Regions from separate parts of the Homo sapiens genome. Here region 1 is linked to region 2. The links are chromatin contacts, found by Hi-C or POLR2A ChIA-PET in ENCODE. All regions are on one chromosome and are shown on one strand. The core of a region is the stretch at or near the end of the contact, and the rest is flanking DNA. Distances in the headings are between cores, read along the strand shown.

The links. Hi-C counts contacts between places; a loop is a spot of excess contacts on that map. ChIA-PET counts read pairs that join two places held with the same protein, here RNA polymerase II (POLR2A). Pooled maps may share reads with other maps.
Region 1: a map of natural killer cell shows a loop between it and region 2 (7-fold over the local background). The contact joins two enhancer-like sites. A Hi-C loop is called at or near these places in 11 of 168 maps with a recorded cell type or tissue (B cell, CD4-positive, alpha-beta T cell, CD4-positive, alpha-beta memory T cell and 5 more), 16 of 37 single-sample maps with no recorded cell type and 16 of 50 pooled maps. POLR2A ChIA-PET finds 5 or more read pairs at or near these places in 21 of 52 experiments (B cell, CD4-positive, alpha-beta T cell, CD4-positive, alpha-beta memory T cell and 14 more).

What each region holds. Positions count from the first base shown.
Region 1 is chr17:39,752,416-39,759,341 of GRCh38, reverse strand. IKZF3 (IKAROS family zinc finger 3) reads left to right here. Exons shown (of 8, transcript NM_012481.5): 8 at 1-1,624. Among named protein-coding and RNA genes, the nearest start is that of GRB7, 18 kb to the right of the region's middle. RefSeq lists enhancers at 1,103-1,182, 3,062-3,371, 3,782-3,831 and silencers at 4,322-5,051, 5,192-5,241, 5,282-5,421. Within about 2 kb of position 5,046, at least 35 of the 41 ENCODE cell types and tissues checked have a DNase peak (open chromatin) inside an H3K27ac peak, as active enhancers do; they include B cell, CD8-positive, alpha-beta T cell and natural killer cell, where a contact is called at or near this core.
Region 2 is chr17:39,810,154-39,817,226 of GRCh38, reverse strand. The region is part of intron 3 of IKZF3 (IKAROS family zinc finger 3); the gene reads left to right. Among named protein-coding and RNA genes, the nearest start is that of IKZF3, 51 kb to the left of the region's middle. Within about 2 kb of position 3,414, at least 3 of the 41 ENCODE cell types and tissues checked have a DNase peak (open chromatin) inside an H3K27ac peak, as active enhancers do; they include B cell, CD8-positive, alpha-beta T cell and natural killer cell, where a contact is called at or near this core.

The DNA of each region.
Region 1 (6,926 bases), core at 3,797-6,296, 60 kb after region 2:
AAGCAACGAGCCATCCTCCCGTCTTAGCCTCCCAACTAGCTGAGACTACAGGCGTGGGTCACCACACCCAGCTAATTTTTGTACTTTTTGTAGAGACAGGGTCTCACCATGTTGCCCAGGCTGGTCCTGAACTCCTGGGCTCAAGTAATCTGCCCACCTCAGCCTCCCAAAGTGTTGGGGTTACAGGCGTGAGGCACCGCGGCTGGCCTGAGTTTCTTCTTAATACTGTATCACAATTGTGGGCTGTCTTATGTGTTGATATCGATTGAGCTATTTGAAATAGGAATGTTAATGGGTGTATTAAATTTTTGTAAGGATATAACAATATCTACCTTCCAAGGATGTTGTGAGGTTTTCCATGATTTTGTATATGAGCTAATGTTACCTTTGAGGGGTGGTGTGCATTATGTTGGATGATTGTAAATTTTCAGTGGAAAATGTACCGTGTCCTAAATTTAAAGACATGAAAAATATCCCAAGATCATACTAGATCATAATAGCAATTCCTTTACAAATGAATTATGGAGGTAACTGATCTCTAACAGTTTCCTTCATGTTGTTTTAATGCACAAGGGCAGAGGATCTGCTGACCCTTGGAACCAGCGTGAGCTAACCACGTGCTATAGACACTTCATGGTGTCGCACCCAGGGAAGTCAAAGCGCTTTGCTCCCTCACTGTCTGTGAGTCCTCAGCCATTAGTACCCCACCCCCCGCTGCTCCAAAACTTGAGTTATTTCAAATGTTTCTCACTGTTCATCTCTCCACTGACCCCACTCCAGAAAGCCTGGAGAGAGTCCCAAGATGCCACCCACCTTCCCCAATCCCTCGCCACAGATCTGTGTCTATCTCACACTCTGTAAGTGCCGCTTTGCTTCTTCCTCTCTTGAAAAGACTGAGAACACACATTTTAACATGTTAGGAAAATGGGGCAGCCTAAAAAATGACTGATCCCACCGCCAGTGACTCATGTATACTCCAGGCTAGCAGACAAGGCCCTTTTTGGTGGGCCTGCTTCTGTGGGTTCACAGAAACCAAATTACTGTGGGTTGCAAAGAATTAGCAGGTCATTTACAAAGCAGACATCCCTTCACCCAGACTGTGGTTTTGCATGCTCAGGTTCTCAGTCTATGAGCTTTGGTGCAGGATCATTTTGGCTACTGGAAAAACCATAGCTTATTTTAAATTTCTGGTTGCCAAAGCCACCACACGTGTGGTCTGTGGATGACCATTGTCTGCAGAATGACGAGGAAGGAACAGAATGTGGTTTGGGGCTCAGGGTGGCCTTCCCACTGGGAGGGAAGGCGGGAGGGAGCCCTTGCCCTGGGTTTTGACACAGCCTGTGCTCACAGCCTCTCCTCTCATCTGCATTTCTCAGAAATGCCCTCCCTGCCCAGTGGTGACTTTCCCTCGTCACTCCTATGGAGTTCTACCTGGAGCCCAGCCATGTGTGGAACTGTGAAGTTTACTCCTCTGTAAAGATGGTTTAAAGAAAGTCAGCTTCTGAAATGTAACAATGCTAACCCTTGCTGGAACCCTGTAAGAAATAGCCCTGCTGATAGTTTTCTAGGTTTATCATGTTTGATTTTTACACTGAAAAATAAAAAAATCCTGGTATGTTTGAAATTAGTCCTTGTGCATCCTTATCACTTATGATTTGTGTCTGCTGGTGTCAGGATGTAGAAGGGTTTCATCCCGCCCCAAGGAATACTTTCTTAATTTTGCCCCTCTATTTCTTAAAGTCCAGTTATCAAGAAAAATGAATTATCACTGAAATAAAGGTTCTCACCTGACGCCTTGCTGAGCCTACCACTGTGATCCTGCTGCTGGCCCCTGTAACCCACAAGATAGGGTTCCTGGTTCCACTGGTCCTTAGTTCACTAAGGAAACTGGAGGAGGTTGAGGACCTGGACTTAGCATGATCAGCACATTCAGCATGGTGCACCCCTATTCCAAGTCACTGCTCTGCCTTCCTCCCTCAACAGAGATTCTTCTTAAAATACAGTCAAGTTCTGACTTTTTCATGTGTGGGGGCTCACAGACATCCACATTGGGAAACTTGAGTTGCAGTCCTTAAACTCGACCATATTTAAATACAGTTTTTAGATACCTGGAGACCCAAACCGAAGGTGTTAGGGGGAAAAGTCCTAGGAGAATGGCATAGGGATGAGGCTGCTTTCTTTCCATCATCATTGTGTTCTCTCTTAGAAAACGTTAGAGAAAGTAGAGAGAGAGTCTGGCCTTCTGCTCAGCCTCATCTAAAGCACCCTCCATTTTCCGTCTTCTGTGGAAGAGGCATGAGAAAGATTGTCTGAAGTTTTAAGACTAACAAATGTGGGGCTAGGCTGGCACCAGCGTCCTCTGGCTCCATGATCAGCATCATCTCCCTCCCATCAGCACTCCAAAATGTTCAAACTGGCTGAGGGTCTCCTACAGGTTTCCCAGTCTTGCTCAAGCTGAGGAGGAGAAAGGAATGGCATGGCACCCTGCCTTTGCATTTTAGCACTGAATACATTCAAAAACGGCCCCTCAGTAGCTGGTTTTCAGCCCTGGAGAGAAGATTATATGGCCTTCCCCATCCCCAAATCCCTCCCCAAAGCAGAAGCAGCTCAGGCAGAAGAGAGGGAGACAGGGAGATCCTGACCCCCTTTGCCAGTGAGCAGGACCGGAGGTCCACACTGGCGTTGGGGTTGAATGGACTCCCAGCCTGAGAAGAGTTTTCCTTCCTGATCTTGGGAGCTAATTCAATGCCCTAGAGGGTGGTGGGCCTGGCAGTGGAGGCCACCCCACACCTGCACCCTCCTTCTTCCCCTCCCCCATCACTCAAAACCCCGGACCATTCACTTAGGTTGCTGTGCCCAAACCCTCCACCTGCAGGCAACTGCCACCCGAGGGCAGGCAGGGGGAAAGGACCTAGCTTCCTGCCCTCATCTCCTGTCCCTCAGAATCCAGGGTCTGAGGAAGAGTGGAGGTCACAACTCCAGGAAGACCAGAAACACTGGCCCAAGGGATGGTGGAGGGGCACATTCGGCCCAGGCCACAGTTCGGGCTGTGGAGCATTCCGGGATCAGACAGTTGTTTGCATAAAAGCCAAAAGCCACTGCACCTGGGGTGGGGAGGCCCTCTGGGGAGGTGCTCCCTGGCTTAGGGGAGAGGGGGGAAGGAAGGTGTCATGGAAAGTCCCTGAAGGACACGGGGTGTTGAATTTGCTGTGGTTTTGTTTTTAACTCTGTCTTGACCTGTGAAGTAGGCAGCTGCCTCCCTTCTCCGCAAATAACAGATCTTCCCCCAGAATAACACACATACCCAAGGAAAGGGCTGCAGTGGAAAGGCCTGCGGGTGATGGCAGCTACCCCCCTTCCCCAGGAGTGAGGGGGCAGGAAGCCCCAGAACAGCCTTTCCCATCACCTCGCCTCTCCACCCCAGTACCCTGGCCCCCTGGCCCAGAAGAGCTGCCTAGGCAAATAAACCACAGCACTGGGGGTGGTGGTGGATGGGAACTAGGGGGGCGATGCCACCTCCTCCCCCGGGCTTGTCCTTCCACCGCCCAATCCCCATCCCACCCCCACTGGAATTGCATTCTCAGTGTCTCACTGAGAATGTCTCACTCACAGACCTCAGCTGCCCCGCTAGACTCCTGGGGAGCTGTGTGTCTCTTTGCGTGTGCGTGTCTGTCTCCATGTGTGCCTGTCTCTCTCCTTGCATGTCTGTCTGTGTGTGTCTGTGTATCTGTGTGTGTGCGCGCGTGCACGTGTCTCGTGTGTGTGTGTTTGTGTGTGTTGAGGGAAAGCAGGCTGAGTCAGTGAATCCAGCAAAGCTCTGAAGTCCCAAGCAAAAGACAGTCGCAGACTCCCGCAACTATTTGGAGTCCTGGTTCCAATCCCAGCCCTCTCCCTCTCGGGATGAGCCCAGACACTTGACTTCCCCTTCTGGGCGTTGATTTTCCCCAGAGTCAGGGATCTCTGAAGGGCCTTCCAGCTGGTACTCCTAAGACAGGCCTCAACCTCACTGCACCAGCCGGGCTCCAGGTCTTCCCTCTCTCTCCTCTCCTCACTGGACGCTGGAGCTAGAGTAATAGTGGCCGGGCCCTGACTCTCTCAAGATGTCATTTTCCTAACTGTTCTATCAAATTCCAATCCTGGACCCCAGGGGTAGGGGACAGGATCCCCTCACCTGTGGAATTATAGGAGGCTCGGAATAACGCGCGCTGAGGCTGGGTCTGAACCCCCGGCCCCCGCCCTTTCTCAGGTTCTCCTCTTAATTCTGCGTGGACCCAGACCCCAGATTCCCGGCTAGGGTGCCTGGGAGAGGAAAGGGAGGCCGGCGGAGAGGGGGCAGGGGTGCGGCGCGCGGTGGGAGTGAGGGGGGTGTGAGGGGAGGGGCAGCTGCACTTCTGAGAAACAGCTCGGCGTCTCAGCAGCCCGCAGCCTAACCCCCTGCCTGCGGCTTCACAGCTCCCTCCTCCCGCCGCCCACGCCGCTCGGGGCCTCTCCGGGGGTCGGCAGCCCCGGCGGAGACGGTGTCTGCTGGGGAGGAGCGGCAGCTCGGGGGACAGCAAAGTGGAACCCATGGGGGGTGGGAGTGGACATGGAGGAAAGCGTGGGTCGCGTGACACCCCAGGAGTGAAAGGCCTCCCCTCATCGGGGTCCCGAGCGCCGGATCTCGGCGTGCCCGCGTGTTCCCCCGCTGCCCCCGCGCTGTCCTATCACAGCCCGAGCAGGATCCAGAAGTGAAACTGCCCGGGTCACAGCCCAGCGCCGCTGCTGCACCCCGCCCCGCCCTTCCGGGCACTGCCGCTGCGCAGGATCTCCCGGCGCTCGGGCGCCTGCGGGGAGGAAACGGGGGAGGGGCAGGGGAAGTGCCCCCGCGGGCATCTGCAGCGCGCGGCCGCTCTCCTCCGGGGTGCCCGCGCGTAACCGGGGTGGGAACCTCGAGAGACAGGAGCCCCGGAGGCCTGGCCGCGGCGACCGCACTTCCCGCGACGGCCGCTGGGTGTCACTGCAGCCGCGCGGCTGAATCGGCTCGGCGCCTGCGGGAGTGGGGGACGGTGGGACGCCGGGACTAGGCCGTCGCGCTGCACGCCAGTCTCGCCTGCCCGCGCCTGGAGGCTCCGCGACGCTGGGATGCGGCGCCCACACCTTCCTCCACCCGCCTGGCCAAGGAAGCACCTCCCGCCTCGCCCACAGACTCGCAGCGAGGCCCGGACTAAGCAACGCCCCGGGGCGACCGGCTCGTTGCTGCGGCGCCACGCAAGCCACGAAACCGATGGCGCGTCCCCTCGTGGGGCCGAGTTCAAAGAGCCGCGACCCCGACGCGCGCCCCCTGGCGAAGCCGGCGGCCTTCCCTCCGCAGAGGCACGAGGGGCCGCCACGACGGAGGGTGGCTCGGTGGAGCCTGGCGCCCGTCGGCCCCGGCGCGCGCATGCGACTTGGGTGGTGGCGGAAGGGCGGGCGGCGGGGCAGATCGCCTCAGGCACCGGCCCAGAACGGCTGAGAGACGGGTCCCCCGTGTATCCTCCCCTACCCCAACCTGGCCTGACAAGTGTGGGATCCAGCCTTACCCAGCCACCCCCTGGCCCCAACACTAAGTTCCTCCAGTAGATGTGTGGGGCAGGGTGCCTCAGCCTGGGAGGAAGGAACCCTCCCTTGGGAGGCCAAAGCGGGAGGATCACTTGAGGTCAGGAGTTTGAGATCAGTCTGGCCAACATGGCAAAACCCCGTCTACTAAAAATACAAAAATTAGCTGGGCGTGGTGGCGCACGCCTGTAATCCCAAACTACTCAAGAGGCTGAGGCAGGAAAATCGCTTGAACCCAGGGGGTGGAGGTTGCAGTGAGCTGAGATCAGCCACTGCACTCCAGCCTGGGCAACAGAGTGAGACTGTAAAAAAAAAAAAAGAGAGAGCGAGAGAGAGATCCCTGGAATCTTTTGGGAAATTGGGGTAGTGCCAGTAGGAATGCCCTGGAGGACAGGACTCAGGGCATGGGAGTTGGGCAGGTGAATGCGGATGACCGTGCCTGTTGGTCACAGCTGTGTGAGGGTGCGGGTGGCCCGTTCCATCCCTGCTTACAGCTTCCCCTCCAACTCCAAGGTCACAGGGCCCAGTTCCACTACCCAGACCCTAAGGAGATCCACGTGGTTGTCCTGAGGGGGTGGTTTCTGCCTTCCAATCTCCCTCAGTCTGCCCCAAACCACCCTAAAATAAACCTAATCCAAGTAAGAACAAAGTGCTTACAACAAAAATGCAGCTCCAGGCCCGGCGCGGTGGCTCACACCTGTAATCCCAGCACTTTGGGAGGCTGAGGCGGGCGGATCACATGAAGTCGGGAGTTCGAGACGAGCTTCACCAACGTGGATAAACCCCATCTCTACTAAAAATACAAAATTGCTGGGCGTGGTGGTGCATGTCTGTAATCCCAGCTACTTGGGAGGCTGAGGCAGGAGAATTGCTTGAACCCAGGAGGTGGAGGTTGCGGTAAACCGAGATCACACCATTGCACTCCAGCCTGGGCCACAGAGCGAAACTTGTCTCAAAAAAAACACAAAAACAAAAAAAGCGAAACAAAAAAAACTCCAGCTAAACAGCCCCCCCAGGTGCCCATCAAAGAAAAACTTGCCCCTTCCTTGGGGTAGATGCAGCCGTGTGAGAGGGTGTCAGATGACATCATAACTCAACCCACATGGGATTGAATTTCAGGCCTCATCCCCATTTCCCCACACCGCCCCTTCTTGTATGGTGAACTTCGAGAACGCTTGTGGAGCAGCCTCAGCCCGCCCTCCCCACACCCCAGGATCGCCCACACCCCCAGGCTCTGGAGTCCAGTCTGCAACATCCAACTCCCCCAGGATCTAACTCCTTCTTTTCTCTCCTCCCCCAACTCAACTGAGAGCTCAGAGTCGTTTGTCCTAATTGCCACTGCATACTCCCCC
Region 2 (7,073 bases), core at 2,165-4,664:
AAAAAATGAAATATCGTGTGCATCTTTATAAGCTTCCAGTTCTTAGAAAATTGTTTTGTAGAAAATTTCACACCCTGATGGAAACACTCACTTTATTTTTTCTCTTGCGGAAAGACAGACTAATTTCTAGGGGAAAAGGCTTTACCCAACTAGAGTAAGTTTGGAAAACAAAACAAAAATACTTGGAAAAAACTTTAAAAAACTATTAATATTGGCCAGGCATGGTGGCTCAGGCCTGTAATCCCAGCACTTTGGGAGGCCCAGGCAGGCAGATCGCCTGAGGTTAGGAGTTCAAGGCCAGCCTGGCCAACATGGTGAAACCCCGTCTCTACTAAAAATACAAAAATTAGCTGGGCGTGGTGGCGCATGCCTGTAATCCCAGCTACTCGGGAGGCTGAGGTGGGAGAATCTTCTGAGCCTGGGAGGCAGAGGTTCCAGCAATGAGCTGAGATCGTGCTCAAGCCTGGGCGACGGAGTGAGACTCTGTCTCAAAAAAACAAAAACAAAACAAACAAAAGTATTAACTTTGAACATAAATACGCTTGCTTGTGATCCCACAGACATTGTGGTAATTTTTTACAGTATATTCCCAGGAGCCTAGTGCAGGTATTGGCAAACTTTTTCTGTAAAGGACCAGATAGTAAATATCTTAGGCTTTGTGGGCTATACAATCTCTGTTGCATCTTCTCAACTCTGCCATTGCAAGGTAAGACAACTGTAGAAGATACATAAATGAATGTGAGTGGCTTTGTACCAATAAAACTTTATTTACAAAAATAGGCAGTGGGTTGGATTTGACCTGCAGGCCATAATTCCCTTACTCCTAACCTAGTGTATACATTTATTGTATGATGAGTTAAGAAAAGATTTGGCACTTGAAAGGAACAGTGTTTGTGTAACCATTTCAAAAGGGCATCAGTGAGGATTCTAATACTATTATTTTAAAAATCAGAAAAATATATATCACTAACAGCTTTTTATCACATGCATGTATAGTTGATATAGCTCTATTTACATAAATTAATTAGACATAAATAAAACCATATGTAGACTAAATGTTGTGTTACCATTTAGTTGGTTTTCTCCTTTATTCCTGAAAATTTAAATCTAACAAGCACTGGCAAATATTTACATCAACTCAAGTTTATTTCCTCCAGGAGGCCTTTTTATACTATCCCACCTTCCACAGTGTGGTCTCAGAGCTGAATTTTTAAGAGTATGTTTAGTTAGTACTTATTTAAACACGTAATTATATTCTGTTCGAAATTGTTTGTGCATGACAAGGTTTCACCCCATTATATCATAAACTTTTTGAAAAAAGAAGCCCTAACCTATATTTACATCTTTCTAAGAATACTTACCTATGAAGTGATATAATCCAACCAGTTTGGAAAGCAGAAGAAATGAAGAAATTCAGAGTTCTTTTTCTAGCCTGCTCATTCACTCTTATGAACAATTATTATTTCTCTTCCTCTTAGTGACCAACTGTAACTATCTTCAGACTGATCTTGAGCCATAGGAAATAACCCAGAGATCCCCAAGTCTTTATTTTTGTTTAGCATCCAATGAGTGCTGGGAATATCACAGCCACTTTACTGAATACAAAAGATTTGGGACCTTCTACTTGGATCTAAAATGTCAGCAAGATACTGTGATGTCAAAAGCAAGAGTTAAAACAATTTTATAAAATATCATGAGAAAGAATATTATTGTTGCTTATATCTTGGCCTATGATCACAGAGCAACTAAAAAATAAAAACCTCTGAGTATCAAGGCTAGAGGGAAGATGTGTTTCATGCTAGTGTACTGAGGGATATTAACTAGGTAGAGATAAGACTCGAGATGGTGGAATGTCATCCCAGCAAGGCAATTGTCATGCACAAACAATTTCAGAGAGAATGTAATTAGGTGCTTAAATTAGTGGAAAAGACATGGCCTTAAGGCCTGAACGACTGAAATAGAACTCTTGCGACTTTTTGTTTCAGTCCTTCTTCCTCTGAAATTGGATTCCCGTCTTTGCCATTTCCCACTTAGAAAATAGAAGGAAAGGTTCTGTCATGAGCATGTATATGTTATGAGGGTATGATGCATTTGCCGATAGTATTTTTTCCTCTTTGAATAGCTGAGGAATAAAAGTTGGGCTACTGACCCCCTGTATTTAACACTCTACTGGCCCCCTATTTTTCAGCAGCCCCCATCATCCACTATCTCTATTTACACAAGCCATTTGTTCTGGAGCTGCTGTAGGGGTAAAAAGTACACACGATACCTCGATACCCATCAACACTAGCTGTTTACCCTGCCTGAGTTGCACATTTACCCTCTGTCTTAGTTTTCCAGGGCTTCCATAATAAATTACCACAAACTGGGTGACAAAACACCAGTTTGTCACAAAGCAACAGAAATTTTTTACTATTCTGGAGGGTAGAAGTTCAAAATTAAGATGTCAGCAGGACCATGGGAAGGGCCTAGGGAAGAGTTCTTTTTTGCCTCTTTCTGGCTTCTGGTGACTTCCAGCAATGCCTGGTGTTCCTTGGTCATGGCAGCATAACTCTAATCTCTGCCTCCATTGTCACGTGGGCTTCATCTCTGTGGGCATCTCCTGTTTCTGTCCTCCTCTAGGGAGACTAGTCATTGGATTTAGGGCCTACCCTAATCCAGTGTGACCTCATCTTAACTAATTACATCTACTATGACGATATTTCCAAATAAAGTCACATTCTGAGGTTCCAGGAGGACATGAATTTAGGAGGGACACTATTCAACACAGTACACCCTTCATCTCCTGGCTCTGTAACTAAATATCAAATAGACCCAATACCCATCATGAAATAGATTTCTTTTTTAATTAATTGTGCAGTGGTGATCAATCGGTGTATGTATTTAATTACTTCCATTCTGTACAAGCTATGGGTCTTGCCTGATTCCAAGAGAAAAGTTGAATTTGATCACTTTTGAAAGGCCTTATATTTTCTCCATTGTGACATCTTGTGCAGTGTAGATGCTTAGATCAAAGATAAGAACTTTAATTAGAAAGCTTGCTGAAAAAAATAATTCTTCTTCCCCTTAGGAGAAATAACTCCCATCTTCAGTAGCTTCCCATGGCATAGTCTCGGTCCCTTTTGAGGTGTACAACTCTTTGGTGCTTAGAAGAAGTACAAACTACTTTGATGCTTCTGAAAGGGGAAAAAAAATTAAGCCACATGTGTGGTTTATGGATGCTAATTACCGCCACATTTAGATGTGTGAAGAAGGGTGGCTGGAGCGAGCTGGGAGAGACCGCGTCAGCCTCGCTTAGGCACTCGCTGAGGCTCCCGCGGTACTGCTTAGTACACGCAAATATATGCTTCAAAAGGAAGTGCCGTTTTTTATCAAAATATTACATCTCTCAAGCCCAGATCAAGACCTGTCACTCATGGGATGCAGGGGTTATCTTACAAAATCAGCAGTGCTGTGCTGCAGAAGTTCACTCACAGGGGATTTCTGTAAGTGCTTACCATGGGCAGAGCTTTACAGCTTGTACTGTGTCAAACGGGTAAGTTCTGTTGATGATAAAACCAAGACATCTCTCCCTGAATCTTTTTTTTTTTTTAATCACGCTGTCACCCAGGCTGGAGTGCAGTGGCACGATCTCGGCTCACTGCAGCCCCAACCTCCCAGGCTCAAGTGATCCTCCCACCCGAGACTCCAGAGTAGCTGTGACTACAGTTGCATGCCACCATGCATGGCTAATTTTTTTTTTTCTGTAGATACGGGGTCTCGCTATGTTGCCCAGGCTAGTCTCAAACTTTTGGACTCAATCAATCCTCCTGCCTTGGCTTCCCAAAGTGCTGGGATTACAGGTGTGAGCCACTGTGCCTGGCCCTTGAAACTTTTTAACAGAAAACATCTCTGGATTTTCTTTTCTTCTTTTTTTTTTTTTTCATAACTAAGCTGCGTAGCACAGCAAACTAAAAGGAATGTGTAGGAAGATATTTGACATCTGCCAAAGAGCCACAGACAGTTGCAATGGTTAACAGAAAAATGGGGCTGCCCACTGTCCTTAGTGGATCCTCTGGAGAGTTTTCTCCCTTCTTTTTGCATTCTTTTTATTTATTTATTTATTTATTTATTTATTTATTTTTTGAGATGGAGTCTTGCCCTGTCGCCCAGGCTGGAGTGCAGTGGTGCGAACTGGGCTCCCTGCAAGCTCCACCTCCCGGGTTCACGCCATTCTTCCACCTCAGCCTCTAAAGTAGCTGGGACTACAGGCGCCCGCCACCACACCCGGCTAATTTTATTTTTGTATTTTTAGTAGACACGGGGTTTCACCGTGTTAGCCAAGATGGTCTTGATCTCCTGACCTCGTGATTTGCCCACCTCGGCCTCCCAAAGTTCTGGGATTACAGGCGTGAGCCACTTCGCCCTGCCTCTTTTTGCATTCTTTGTCTGTTAAGCAGTAGTGTTGGTGCCTCCTTCCAGCTGGATTAAGAGAACGCATGAAACACCCTTATGTGCCTGCTAACTTTCATAGCAGCTTTTCTTGCCAAGTGAGTTCTGCTTCTCAAATAAACTTTGGCACCAGGCACGGTGACCCGAGCCATTGTGTACCTTGGTGCCATTTGATAGCTAGAGGAAGGTACCCTGCTGAGGGATAAATGAGGAGTCCCAGTGGTGTGCCAGAATCAGCTCATAGCTGCTTGTTAAATTTTCAACAATTTTGTATGCTGGCTGACTCCATGATGGTAGCTTGAAATTGGCCATGGTGGAGTATTTATACCACTGAAATCAGCAAATGCCACAAATAAGCCCTTCCCCGATCCTGAGCTGGTTGTTAAGCAATTACCAGAACACCACTGGACTGAAGACTGAACAAAATCCTGTCCTGGCTCATCAGAACTATCAAATTTTTTGTAATTTGTCAGCCCAAAGGGATTTTGGGTTTTGGGTGTTCTGTTTTGTTTTTGTTTTTGTGTTGTAGTTTGCATGAAAGAGAATAGTGTCGGAGACAAGAAGAGTACATGAGCTCTCTCCACAACATAGTAGATGGGATCCCGAAATTTTATCTTGTAAAATATGGGGGTCATATTATTGCAAGTAAATGAAATATAGTAGGTGGTTTTGTGTTTTGTTTTGTTTTTAATATACTGTTACAAAAAGCACAAAGCAATGACAGTGAAGTTTAAACTGGACACAATTGTAAACCTTAAAAGACCCAAATGATCTTGAAGCAATTACTTCCTATCCATTCCCATAAGAACTTTAGCTTGCTCTTGTCTGAGAAGTGGGCAAGGGTAGACAACTGGAGGCAATCAGCAATCCTTTTACATCCAAATTTGTACACATTGTATTGTGGCAGGGTGTTATTGTACTTGATTGTGTCCCAAAGACATGGCAAGAACAGTCTTTTATAGTTGTGTTCTTTTGTGCCAAAGTTCTGGGAATATAGTAAATGCTCAGTGTTTATCCATTTTTCTTTCTGCCTTTCCATCCAACCATCCATTCATCCATTTATCCCCTGCAGTGTTCACAAGTGCTCACTAAATAATTATTGGTTCATTAACTAAAGTGAAGAACAGCATGTGAGTACATTTTGGCATTGGGGTCTTTTATTTTAGTAGTGTTCTTGAAATGCTGGGAAAACTTTCCAAGGATTGCATGGGATAATTTTAAGAGAATCAATTTCCAGGTCCGCAACTTCAGTATATTCTCTGCCCTTCTTCCTAAAACTGATCTGCCTAGAAGACTGCTGCCATTGAGCTTGCTTGCTTTTTCTTTTCTTTCTTCCTTTCTTTCTTTCTTCCTTCCTTCCTTTCCTTCCTTCCTTTTCTTCCTTCCTTTCTTCCTTCCGTCCTTTCTTCCTTCCTTCCTTCCTTCTTTCTTTCCCTTTCTGTCTTTCTTTCCCTTTCTTTCTTTCTTTCTTTCTTTCCTTCTCTCTTTCTCTTTCTCTTTTTTTATTTCCTCCCTTTCTCCCTCTTTTTCTTTCTCTCCCTCTCTTTCTTTCTTTCTTTCAGACAGGGTCTTGCTCTGCTGTCCAGGCTGGAGTGCAGTGGTGTAATCACAGTTCACTGTAGCCTTGACCTCGTGGGCTCAAGCAATACTTCCACCTCAACCTCCTGAGTAACTAGGTCTACAGGCACCCACCACCATGCCCTGCTAATTTTTTAACTTTTTGTAGAGGGGTCTCACTGTGTTGCCCAGGCTGGTCTTGAACTCCTAGACTCAAGTGATCTTCTCGCCTTGGTCTCCCAAATTGCTGAGATTACAGGCATAAGCCACCATGCCCAGCCTTCCTTCTCCACTTTATAAAAGAAAAGAACATTTCTCACCCACCTCTAAGGTGTAAGTACTTCCAAGATGCCAAACAAAGGATCAATTAGATAATTTCTTTTATCAAATTTTCATAACTTATTTCCTCTCTATCCTTCTCATTAGGAGATACAGTCCCAATAAATTTTACTTTTTGTATTTGGTAATTATTGATCAAATTATAATATACCTATATTGTTTTACTCAATTGTATGTTAATAATTGTAATGCTAATTCAATCCAGAAGAAAACACATTTTGACACATAGCACTTCATGTTAACAAAAGTAACTATATTTTATTGGGTTTTTTTTTTTTTTTTTGCTGCAGATACATATAATGGGATGAACAATAGATGACTCAAGCATACAAGAGTACTACATTAGGAGAAAATTCCATGGGGGTAGTGAAATGGAAATAGAAGTTCAAAGAGAAATTTCCTGACTTTCTTGAAAAGCTTACTTATGTATTTTTAAATTCATGATGGAGTAAATTAAATCACAAATATGTATATATTCCTAAGTAGATACATTTGAAAGGGTGTGGTAATGGTTTAAACTATCATTATTTACAATACACAAACTGTATTCTTTTGTTTAAAAATAGTTAAACTCATGATGAAAAATTATAGATGTCAACTTAGTATGTACTTAATGTCCACTATGTATAAGAGAGATATATAATTTTTCAAAATTCTTTTGAGGATGCTTGAGCAAAAAATTTGAAAAATGCCAACCACTATTATATGAAGTTTACAAAATATAACACAGAGGTGTCTTTAAGCCT